Regions from separate parts of the Homo sapiens genome. Here regions 2 and 3 are each linked to region 1. Evidence: chromatin contacts called from ENCODE Hi-C or POLR2A ChIA-PET data. All regions are on one chromosome and are shown on one strand. The core of a region is the stretch at or near the end of the contact, and the rest is flanking DNA. Distances in the headings are between cores, read along the strand shown.

The links. A loop is a pair of places that touch in the nucleus more often than their neighbours do. ChIA-PET counts read pairs that join two places held with the same protein, here RNA polymerase II (POLR2A). Pooled maps may share reads with other maps.
Region 2: a loop to region 1 is called in a map of B cell, with 33 times the contacts of the local background. The contact joins the promoter of C9orf40 here to the promoter of VPS13A in region 1. A Hi-C loop is called at or near these places in 7 of 168 maps with a recorded cell type or tissue (B cell, CD4-positive, alpha-beta T cell, CD4-positive, alpha-beta memory T cell and 3 more), 2 of 37 single-sample maps with no recorded cell type and 16 of 50 pooled maps.
Region 3: a map of B cell shows a loop between it and region 1 (38-fold over the local background). The contact joins the promoter of CARNMT1 here to the promoter of VPS13A in region 1. A Hi-C loop is called at or near these places in 6 of 168 maps with a recorded cell type or tissue (B cell, CD4-positive, alpha-beta memory T cell, CD8-positive, alpha-beta T cell and 3 more), 7 of 37 single-sample maps with no recorded cell type and 19 of 50 pooled maps. POLR2A ChIA-PET finds 5 or more read pairs at or near these places in 2 of 52 experiments (activated B cell and activated CD4-positive, alpha-beta T cell).

What each region holds. Positions count from the first base shown.
Region 1 is chr9:77,175,512-77,179,465 of GRCh38, reverse strand. It overlaps VPS13A (vacuolar protein sorting 13 homolog A), which reads right to left and starts at 1,932. Exons shown (of 72, transcript NM_033305.3): 1 at 1,662-1,932. The coding sequence starts at 1,761. It overlaps VPS13A-AS1 (VPS13A antisense RNA 1), which reads left to right and starts at 1,549. Exons shown (of 2, transcript NR_026668.2): 1 at 1,549-1,839; 2 at 2,560-2,710. RefSeq lists silencers at 767-936, 1,919-2,213, 1,975-2,304 and an enhancer at 1,919-2,213.
Region 2 is chr9:74,951,260-74,955,213 of GRCh38, reverse strand. It overlaps C9orf40 (chromosome 9 open reading frame 40), which reads left to right and starts at 2,302. Exons shown (of 2, transcript NM_017998.3): 1 at 2,302-3,028. The coding sequence starts at 2,603. It overlaps CARNMT1-AS1 (CARNMT1 antisense RNA 1), which reads right to left and starts at 2,249. Exons shown (of 5, transcript NR_121183.1): 1 at 2,097-2,249. RefSeq lists silencers at 2,321-2,530, 2,801-3,010 and an enhancer at 3,341-3,410.
Region 3 is chr9:75,026,018-75,029,971 of GRCh38, reverse strand. CARNMT1 (carnosine N-methyltransferase 1) reads left to right here and starts at 1,679. Exons shown (of 8, transcript NM_152420.3): 1 at 1,679-1,960. The coding sequence starts at 1,731. RefSeq lists a silencer at 1,458-2,147 and an enhancer at 2,798-2,847.

The DNA.
Region 1 (3,954 bases), core at 683-3,182:
CTTGAGGTCAGGAGTTTGAGACCAGCCTGGCCAACATTGCAAAACCCCCTCTCTACTAAAAATTAGCCGGGCGTGGTGGCGGGGTGAGATCAACTGCAAAGGAGCAGCTGAGAGAATTCGGGAGGCTTGATGAACCTTTTATGTGCCATTATTGTGGTGGTGCATACATGCCTCTTAGCATTTGTCAAGACAGAACTGTATCACAAGAGTGAATTTTACTGCATGTAAATTTTAAACAAATAAATAAGTTGATTAATCACACTCTAGACAAACCTCCACCCTGAATGTGGAAGCAAGACTCCACTACAGATCAAAGTTCACCTCAAGTATTCTTAAGGCTTCCTTCTGAGGTACATGGGAGACAAATTTTATTTTCACTTTGCAACTAAGAAGCAGCATAAACAGACTGCAAGTTTCTTGTACTAATCAAACAGGCTGAGCAGCTATCACTATATCCCTAGCTTTTGTAGTCCACTCACTCTCCATCATGATACTAGGTCCCCACGGTAGTAACATTCTTTAAAATCAAACTAAACTACCTGTTTACATTATCTCATAAACGAGAAGAGTCAAGGTAAGTATTTTAGAAGAAGACTGGAAGTGTGTGCACAGACAAGAATAAATTACTTTAAATATATATTTAAACACACACACTTCACACACAAAATTAACCCTCACTTTGGCCTGGGAAATTCATTTCACAAAGGAGTCTAATTTCTAGCGGGTGTTTAAAATAAACAAGCGCATAATGCAAAAACAGATGGAAACACTAAAAATGAGGCTCTCACTAAGGCAGAATACCACACTAAACGGACACAAGGAAAGCTCGGTCCTTCACCACCTAGGCAGCGTAGGGCCCTGTTCAGCCCGGTCTTTTGCAGGTCTGAGACGTTGCACCGCACGCCCTGGTTTTTCTTTAAAATTCGGCAATTCACTCTGACCCACATATCCTAAAGTCTTGAAAATGTTACACATTCCTAGGTCAGGCTGTTAACTGCAACCACACAAGCAACTGTTTGAGTTACTTTGCACTTGAGTTTCCTTTTTGTTATCCGCCGAACCCAGGCGAGAGAGAGCCGGCGTCCGGGTCCTAGGGCCGGAAGGGGGAGAGCAGAAAGCACCACGGGTGAAGCCAGGAATTGAGGCTGGGGAAGCAAGGAAGCGGGCGTCCCCGGTCACAGCGCCCTGCCTTCACGTGCGAGGCAGCATGCAACACGCGGGGGATTTCTGGGGCCTTCGTCATAAACCCAGGGGGGCAAAGGACAGGGATGGGACCCAGCCCAGGAAGGCGTCGTCTCGCCTCCTCGCCCCGCGCGGCTAAAGCCGGACCGTGCGGGGCCAGGGGTAGAGAACGGCCCCTCGCCGGGACTTGAACGCCAGACCCACGGAGCCCACGGCAAGTCCGCTCCGCTCGGAAAATATAGACCTTTTCATCCCGCACTCATGACCCTCTCCTTTCCCCCAAAATATAAACAACTCGAGGGCGGAGGCCAGGGAACTGCCGCCCGGCTTTACGTAACTTGACCCACAGGCGGGCGGCGGCAGGTGGCTGCACCCGGCGAGCAAGGTGCTCGAAGCCCCGAGAACGCAGGACGCCGCTCGGGCAGCGAGACGGCCGGGAAGCACGAGAGGCCGGGGAGCGGCGGCGGCGGCCTCCTTACCTTTCCAGATGCCCAGAGAGAGCTGGGACGTGTCCAAGTCCACCACATAGTCCCCCAAGAACCGGTTCAACACGTCCACGACCACCGACTCGAAAACCATGTTCCTCAGCCGTGGTGGGCACGGCAGCCGGCCCGTGCGCTCCTCCTCCCGCCGCCTTCCCCACGCCCCTCCCTCGAGGTAATTCGGTTCACCGGCTCCGGGGCGGCTTCAGCTGCGGCGCCCCCGCTGGCCCAACGCGCAGCCCTAGCGAGCCCAGCGAGAGACGGAGGCGGTCGCTCTCACGACGCGTGCGCAAGTCTGCGCGCGGCTGGAGGCGGAGCGCGGCGCAGACCTGGGCGCGCAGCCCTGAGAGGGAGGAAAGGCGGCTGCGCGGCCGCGGCTCTGGAGGGTGCCCTTTTCGCGCCGAGCCCGGCTCCTCTTTCCTGTCGGCCCCGCCTCCTCCCCATCGCCTGGCAACGGGACACCGGTCTGGAGCTACCGGATTTTTTCCGACCCCGCCCCCTCCTGCAGATCAGCGTCCCCAGCGGCCCCCCAGGGCGGGGCGGTTACGCCCGACGGGAACGCCCCTCCCCCTAGAAGGTGGTGGCCGCTTCCACGCGTATGACAGGGCTCGCCCCTGAGTAAGGGTGGGCGGATCCCAGCCCCGTCGCCAGAAGCTTCAAGGGGGCTGTCCCAGGGAGCATCTCCCCTCATCATTACAGGGTGGGAGGGTCCAGCCAGCCTGGGTGTCTTGGTGCCTGTAACCTCCCCGCCTGGTCCTCCGACCGCCTGGCTCTCAGGAGGAGTTAACTTCCTGCTGCGAGTCGAGGATGGAGTTACATAGTCCCTGCCCTGCATCTGAGATGAGCACCCATTTTTGGTCAAGTCATTTATACGGAGCTGTCTTTCATTCCAAAGAGTAACACGCTTCCCTGCAGATAAGAGTTGGAGTCAGCCGGTCTGGAAACTGCTGAACACCCTCCAAGAAATACTGGGAGTGCTGGACCCTTGACCCCTATGCCTCCACCGAACCACTGACCTAAAATAAATTACAATTACAGATCTTTCGACCTGTTTGGTCTTACTTAGAAGTAATCCCAAAGGCCTGAGGTCACAGAGATGCTAAATGTGAGGTTTAGAGAACTGTAATTAATCATCTGCAGGACCGAAAAAGTGTACATTGAGCGTTTTCTCTTTACACGTTAAATGAATAATGATGGATTTCTATTAATTCCTGTGTCATTTTACTACTTTTTGTGCATAGTCACCGACTTTTCAAAATTAAATGTTTAGGGTGTGCCTTTGCAAGTAGAATGCCTGACAAAAACTGTAAGTTTTTACCTGAGTTTATGAATGTTTTTCATATAATTTTATATTTGAAGGACCTTTATGAGGTCTCCAACCTCCTAGTCTTAAATATAATGAAGCTGAAGTGTTAGGGATGTGTGCAAGGTCATACAACCAATGTTCTGTGGAAGAACTGGAACTTGGCCCTTCTGATTGGCTACCACCCCACCTGCTTCTCTCTCATTCAGCTAACAGTCTGCTTCAGAATACCTGCACGGAGAAACGAATAGAGGCTAAAATGCCTAGGAAGGGGAAGAGCTCTACATAATGAGGCATTTTGCCATTGCACTATTAATAAGAAGCCAGATACACAGTAGCTGCAAAATTCCGCTGTTATATCTAGCGCTGCAAATTCAAAGTTACAAGAATTTCCAGAACTCCAAAAATCCATCTTAAGTATCTTGCAAACGTTTTCATATTAGTTTTCTACGATCTAGGAAAATTTTGTGGAAGTGAGGAAGGGGAAGGGATGTTGCTGAAAAGTTAGAGGTATAAGCATAAAGCAATGAAAAAAAATTCTGCTGAGGAAGAGTTAGAAATAAGTGGATGCATATTGTAACCGAATTCTTATCTAGTGTTAGATGTATATGAACATGCTTTGTAAATACTAAAAGACAACATTTTGCATTCAGTCTTTGCATTGCTTAATCCATCTAAGGAAGTTTGTAAGCAAAAATATATTAACATCATCATGTAAAAGGTATGCTCATTAAACCATTAAACCAAATTTCTGTTGTACCTTGAAAAATAAGCCCAATGACTACCATAAAAACTCGAGTTTCAAATTAGGAAGTATGTCAGTGTATGTTATTCTTTCTCTAGATCACAATTAAAATGCTATACTTCATTGTTTGATCAAATGGAAAAACAAAAGAGGGGGAGAGCATCTGAATGACCCCAAACTGCAATATCATCTAACTTTACAATAAATCTCTAACTTTGCAAGTAGGACTTGCAGTTTTATGT
Region 2 (3,954 bases), core at 1,053-3,552, 2.2 Mb after region 1:
TGAGCTGTAATCATATCACTGCTCTCCAGCCAGGGCAACAGAGCAAGCCCCGTTTCAAAAAAAAAAAAAAAAAAGTTATTTAGCAATATACATACAGACATACAAATGGAAGAGTTAAAAAGCAAAGGAATGATTAACTCAACATGTAAAACGGTAATTACCGGGAGTGAGGGAAAGGGAAGGGTATGTGCCAGTGGGGAAGGGACGCATAGGGAGCTTGTCATGTTCTAGTATAGGTAGTATTCTATTTCTGAAACAGAATGCTGTATGTCTTACTATCATTCTTTTAACTACATGTGTATTTTATACAACCTTTTGCATATATGATAAGTTTCACAATTTTGAAAAAATGAGCGTTTGTAAAGAGGAACACAAAAGAACCAACCATTAGCTAAACTTATTATTTTGGGGGTACTCAAAACCTTTCAAACAGCACTTGATGACTACGATTAAGATCTTTCCTGCTGATTTAAAAATGGCAAAACTCTTCCTCTGTTTGAGACAGACGGGTTTTCAATTTATTTTTTTTTTTTTGGAGACAGGGTCTCACACTGTCACCCAGGCTGGAAGTACAGTGGTGCAATCTTGGCCTCTGCCTCCAGGGTTCAAGCGATCCTCCCACCTCAGCCTCCCTGGGACTACAGGTGCAAGGCACCACCTCTGGCTAATTTTTGTATTTTCTGTAGAGATGGGGTTTCACCATGTTGGCCAGGCTGGTATGGAACTCCTGGGCTCAGGTGATCTGTGCACCTCATCTTCCCAAAAGTGCTGGGATTAAAGACGTGAGCCACCGCACCCGGCCGGTTACCAATTTCAAACAAGAAAAGTAAAAACCAAACAGAAAAGCTATTGCTTACTACCCTAACTTGGTACATTTCTGTGCTTGTTAATAACTAATAATTAACTTGTCCTCTCACAACCACCTTGAGATGCAGGGGTACAGGGTAAATTAGTACTGAGATAGTACCTAGCACTAAAATAGAATTATCTTTCTTGCACACTTTTTCTACAGAGGATGATAGTTTTTCCCTTCAAAGCACTGGTAATAGTCTTATTTTCTTCCTTCCATTTCTGCTTACTTGGTTACTGTCTTTATCAAACTATTAAAATAGTAAATACGACCAGATGCGGTGGCTCACACCTATAAACCAAGCACTTTGGGAGGCCCAGACAGGAGATCGCTTGAGCTCAGTGGGGCCCGGCTGCAGTGAGCCGTGATGGCACCACTGCACTCCCGCCTAGGTGGCCGAGAGAGACCCTGTCTCAAACAAAATAAAAAATAAAAATAATAAAATAGTAAATATACTGCAATTGTCTCCACCTCACTTCACCTGACAACACTATTTTGCTGTAATGGCCATAGAATCTTGATCTGACCACCGCCCATAGTAAGCAGGGAACTCAGCCTTCCAACATTAATTAAGAGCCCAACAATTTTAGGTTTCAGTTAGAAAGGACAGCTGCGCTTCAGGCTTGGTTCTTGCCAACTACTCAGCTATTTTGGATGAGCTGCACATTTTGTCTGTAACTTCCTCCATAAGTTTTTAATCAAGAGATCTTCCAGGAATGTAGGGCCTGCTTCACCTTCCACAGCAGCTGCGCAAAACATGCAAAACATACACTTCGATTTGTGTTTTCTGTTAGCTTTAGCTACTTCCCTCAGCCCAGACTCCCTTCAGTCTTTTGTTTTGAATAACAACCTACTGTGAAGCTTCTTAAACACTAGTTTTATTTAAAGCTTGTATTATCCTTTTCCTTTTTTTTTTTTTTTTTTTTGAGACGGCATCTCGCTCTGTTGCCCAGGCTGCAGTGTAGTGGTGCGATCTCTGGCTCACTACAGCCTCCACCTCCCAGGCTCAAGTGAATCTTCCTCCTCAGCCTCCCGAGTAGCTGGGACCACAGGGGCAGGCCAACAAGCCTGGCCTATTTTTGATTTTTTGTAGAGACGAGGTCTTGCTATGTTGCCCAGGATAGTCTGGAACTCTATTATAATCTTTGTCTTAATCTCATGGAGACGCCCCCGTGGTCACTGACTGGAGGAAGGAAATACACATTTTAAAGGTTTTAAATTTCCTATAGAAGGGTCTAGAACGTACCGCGCTATAACGAACATAGTAGTAAGACCACCGCCACACTCCTGAGGAAACAAGGTCACGCCCCTCTGCGGGCCGCTTGATCGGGTCTTTAATTAATCCCGCCGCGGCCTTCCCGCCTACCCCCGAGCGCGCACTTCCGGTCGCGAGGGCGCTCGGGAGCGCGCCCCGCGAGCCTCCACCAACCAGCGGCTCCGCCTGGCCAGACAGAGTGCGCGCGCGCACGTTGTGCGCAGGTTCGAATCTCCGCCGCTTCGCGGTTGCTTCTCAACGTCCGGGCCGCATCTCGGCGGCGGCGAGGGCTGAGCGCGGGAGCTGCCTCCGAGCCGGAGCCCCAGCCCTAGGCCCTGCGCGAGCTGCCCCGCCCTACCCCCTCCAGCGTCCTGTCGCCTCCTCGCCCGACTTCGGCCTGTCCCTCTCTCACGCGCTCAGTCCTCGCTCTTCGCCCCCCGCAGCTATCGGCACTCGGTCTCCCGCGCCTGGCGGGCTCCGCCCGAGCCTCTGGGCCCATGGCCAAGCGGCGTGCGGCCGAGCCGGTGACGTTCCACGTGCCTTGGAAGCGGCTCCTGCTTTGCGACTTCGCTGAGCAGCCGCCGCCACCGCCTCTCTGGATCCGGCCGCCCGGGGTCGCGCATGCTGGGCAGCTCCTCGGCGTCCCAGAGCAGCACCGAAAGCGCAAAATCGACGCAGGGACCATGGCAGAGCCCTCGGCTTCGCCCAGCAAGCGCCGTGACAGCGGGGACAACAGCGCCCCGAGCGGCCAGGAGCGTGAGGACCACGGTCTGGAGACAGGCGATCCGCCGCTGCCGCCGCCGCCCGTACTGCCGGGGCCGGGGGAGGAGCTCCCGGGCGCCCGGCTCCCGGGGGGCGGTGGCGACGACGGGGCGGGGCGCGCAGGACCCCCGCGGGGAGACTGGGGGGTCGCATCGCGCCAGGTAGGGGCTGGGGGCGGGTGGGCTGAGGGGCGAAGGGGCTTGCCTTTTCCCCACACACACAAAACGCCCCGGTTCCCACTCATGACTTGTGTAGGTTAAGACGCCTGAGGGGGTTGAAAGAAGGGGTCACCGCTCCGGGAGAGGACGCCGACCGCCAGAAGCACACCCCGAGAGTCCGATGGGCAGAAAGCACTGGGCTGGGCGAGGGGGAAACAGACCGTGGTCGGGAGCGATAGAAGTGGCCTTGCGGCGTCAGCGCCGCGCTCCGTAAAAGGGAAACGGGACCGTGGGTCGTGGCGGGCTGTGAGCATGGCGAGAACGCAGACCGTCAGGGCATAGGTTCAGCCCAAAGACAAACGACAGATAAAGGTGTAGAGGGCCTTCCTGGGTTTAACGATGATTAGTCTAGAATTCGGGATAGAGTTCTTTTTCTAGAGGGAGACCAGTGTGGTAGCCATTGATTAATTGAACGTCCTACCGGCTGGTACAGCTTCTGGAGAAAAGGATGGACCACCGTACCTTGGTCAAAGCTTTGTTTTAACTCATAGTGTTAAATCTGATCCTAGGCAAAAGTATCATTGAAAATTAATTTGGGGGCGGGGCGTGGTGTCTCACGCCTGGAATCCCAGGACTTTGGGAGGCCACGGCGGGTGGATCACCTGAGGTCGGGAGTTCGAGACCAGCCTGGCCAATAGGGTGAAACTCTGTCTCTATTAAAACACAAAAACTAGCTGGGTGTGGTGGTGTATGCCCGTAATCACAGCTACTCGGGAGGCTGAGGCACAAGAATCACTTTAACCTGGGAGATGGCGGTTGCAGTGAGCTGAGATTGGGCCAGTGCACTCCAGCCTGGGCCACAGAGTGAGACGCTGTCTCAAAAAAAAAGAAAAGAAAAGAAAGAAAAAAGAAAATTAATTTGGGCCTTA
Region 3 (3,954 bases), core at 430-2,929, 2.1 Mb after region 1:
GGGCAGCAGAGCGAGACTGTCTCCAATTCATATTTGTAATCCTTTGCACTTTCTTTTTGAATTTTGAAACATGTATTACTGCATTACTATTAATAGACTCACGTTTTAGAAAACTTTTATATAAAAATGTTGTCATTTTAAGCATTACCTTTATTTCAACTATTAATTTAAATTATGAAAATATGAAGCCACTTCACTTTCAATATGGTTGTAACTTTTTAACAGACTTTGTGGTCACTGGGCATATTTAACCCCTCGAATAAAGCAATCTTTCCCTTTTATCATTACTTTGTAAGACTCATTTGCTGGGTGGTGGATTAAATTGAACAGAATAAGTTATTTCTTTTTCTTTTCTTTTTTTTTTTTTTTTGAGACGCTGTCTCGCTCTGTCGCCCAGGCTGGATGGCACGATCTCGGCTCACTGCAAGCTCCGCCTCCCGGGTTCACGCCATTCTCCTGCCTCAGTCTCCAGAGCAGCTGCGACTACAGGCGCCAGCCACCAAGCCCGGCTAATTTTTTGTGTTTTTAGTAGAGACGGGGTTTCACCATGTAAGCCAGGATGGTCTTGATCTCCTGACCTCGTCATCCGCCCACCTAGGCCTTCCAAAGTGCTGGGATTACAAGCGTGATTCACCGCGCCCGGCCCCAGAATAAGTTATTTCCCAAGAGCCACCCTTAGATGCTGGTAGGTGTAATGGTCTTCCCAAGACCAGGTGCTGGATAGAAGGTCCTTGCATTTTCCTCATCTGTTGCCATCCTCAGTAAAGGAGGAATTAGGACTGCCGCAAGCCCCTAAAGACTGGAAAGATGGGACGGGCGCGATGGCTCACGCCTGTAATCCCAGCAATTTGGGAGGCCGAGGAGGGTGGATCGCCTGAGGCCAGGAATTCCAGACCAGCCTGGCCAACATGGTGAAACCCCATCTCTACTAAAAATACTAAAATTAGCCGGGCGTGGTGGCGCGCGCCTGTAATCCCAGCCACTCGGGAGGCAGAAGCAGGAGAATCGCTTGAACCCAGGAAGCAGAGGTTGCAATGAGCCGAGATCGCACCACTGCACTCCAGCCTGGGCGACAGAGTGGGGAAAAAAAAAAAAGTGAAAAGATGATGGCGCCCACTTCCGACCCCCTTAAGTAATTAAAAATAGGAATTCATTTAGGAAGTGAATTAAAACTTAAATTAGGGTGGATACAAGACGTTCCTTCTAGACTTTCTGAAATAAAAATTCCGAATAAAATCATCAAAGCCGAACTTTTCCTTTTTGCCTTTCCCTTCTTTGCTAGTGCCTGGGACCGCGTTCAGCCTCCAGCTCAACAATCCGGCACTCGCCGGCTTTTAAGTCCCACCCACGCGGCCGCGCACAGGTAACGGCAGTGCCAGTCCCACCCCACCTACGAGCTCCTCCTCCGCCTCCCACCAAGGGGCCTTGGCCCCGCCCTTGGAAGCGTGGTTGTGACGTCAGCGCGCTGTCTCCGAAGCCCGGCAGCAAATGAGCGCAGACCGCACGGGCCCTCCGCGTACCAAGGCACACGCATGCGCATTGGTTCTGGGAGCCCTGAAGACCTGGCGGAGCCCAGCGCGGATGGAGGCCTGAGGGTGGCGGGGGCGGAGCGCGCCGCGAGCTGGGGGCATGTCCGCGGCGGGCGCCGTCTAGAGGAAGGCCAAGCAGCCGCCACCACGCTGTCGGTCGCGGAGAGACGCAAGCGAGCCAGGCCGAGGGCCGCGGCGGCGATGCAGCGACGGCGTCGCCCTCCGCCGCCCACCTCCCGGCTGCCCGAGGGCTGCGGGGGAGGAGGCGGTGGCAGCGAGGAGGTGGAAGTGCAGTTTTCCGCCGGGCGTTGGGGCTCGGCCGCGGCGGTTTCGGCGGCAGCGGCGGCGGCCACGCGCAGCACCGAGGAGGAGGAGGAGAGGCTTGAGCGTGAGCACTTCTGGAAGATCATTAATGCCTTCCGCTACTACGGGTAAGGAGCCCGTGGCGGACCCCGGCCCAGACCGTCGGGGCGCCCACTGGTGGCGGCGGACCCGCCGGAACGGGGGCGCTCGCCGTCCCGCCGCCACGCCTCCGAGGCGTCGGGACCCGGCTGCTGCAGCTGACCTCCGGGCCCCGAGTCACCTCGCACCACCCCAGCCCCTCCCGGCCCTGCACACCCGCGTGTCCGCCGCGCCGTCTGCTGCACAGCCTCGTGTCTTCTGACCTCAGGATCAGATTAGCTCTCCTGCCTCCGTCCTCGTAAAGGTTTGGCTTTGAGGCCGATGGGGGTGACCAGAGAAGCGCTGTAACAATTTCAGATAGAAGACGATGGTGGTACAATCGTCCACTGCTGGGCTGATTGGTGTGTGTGGTCGATGTCCTCCAAACTGAACACACGGAGAGCCCAAGTTCACCTACGCGTGGGATGCTGTAGGACGTATTTTCCCAAACTGTTACCAGTGCTTGTAAGAGCAGTTTAAGATTTCCACCCACCCCTCTTTGGCGCTGTGAACGCACTTGCACTTTTGTGTGAGCGATTGAATGATGCTGCTCAGTGTCTTTAACTGGTGGGTGATTAAGGGCGGAAGTGGTCCGGATATTCTAAAATTTGCTAATTATTAGGAGAGATGAGAGAAGTCACAATAAGAGCTGCCTTTACGTTCTTTTTTTCTGCAAATCTGTATCTAATTCTCCCTGGTGTGCTAGGCACTGTGGTAGGACCTTTATGCTCCTCATTCATAAAAACAGCTCCCTAACTTCCACGTTTCTTCTAGATAGATGTTAAAGTAGCTTAATCACAAAATTATAATTCCAAGAGCTGAAAGGGACTTAAATCAACTGGATTTTCAGGTGAAGATAACACTTTTATTCACGTAAGAGATATGAGTCCACCGGTGACTATGTTCTGAGGCTGCAGTTGGAATCAGACAGACATGACCTCCTACGCAGGTAAACCTGTTCCCATAGGTGGGTTCCTGCTGTGCTTTATGCAAAGTTTTTTTATATTGTTCATCTTATGTATTATAGTTGTTTTTATAAATCTCTTGCTTTGCTGTGACCTCCTCAAGGGCAGGGGCTGAGTCTTTTTTATTTTTATGTCACTAGTGCTTGGCATATGTTGTTTAAGCTCTATTTTTAACAAAACAAATAGTAGCAAAGAAATACATTTCTCATTCCCAAATAGTCTGTCAAGTTTTTGACTGATAGTTAAATTAGTTTACTAGTCTGAATTTAGAAGCTTGCTTAGTGAAAGCTTAAAGTTATTTGGAATCTGATTGTATATGTGATAGGAACTTTTGAACTTCGAAGATCTTGATGAAATAATTTACTGATTAAACCCAGAAATAGGGACCAGGGACAGCATTACTTTACGGAGCCCAAAAGAGAAGTTTGGATATTTTATTTCTCCAGGTTTAGTAGTAACAGAGGGAGCAAGGCGTCAGACCATCAGAGAATTGAATTTGATGCAGGAATTGTGACGGAAAGAACCATAAAGTTAGGAAAGGCAGCTAACATCAGATAGCTAAGAGTGGGAGATACAGAAAAGTCTGGTACATTTTGCTCTTGAAAAATCTAGAAAGAATATTGGGAAATGTCTTGGGAATATGGTGGACCCATTTAGTTAAGTGCGTAGTTGTACTTACTTTTAATATATTAGGACCAATTTAAAATTGATATTTATGGGTAAGTATGGGATGGGACTTTGTTGGGGTAGGGGTTGATCAGGAACTGAAGTGTGGCAATATAGAGAAGAGATCTTGTGTGAATATTCTAGTGGTTGTGATACTATTTCCTATACTCTCTTCTTTACCAGCGTAATGTTGGATTCAGGACATTTCATTTTTTAAAAAAAACAGTTTTTATTTGTATATACTCTCTTGAAACACTTCAAATACTTGGGCTGAAAATAGTATAACATCAAAAATATGCTTTTTAAAATGTCACTTAAAGCCTAGGGGTACAGAAAGTTTATGTAGCAGAGAA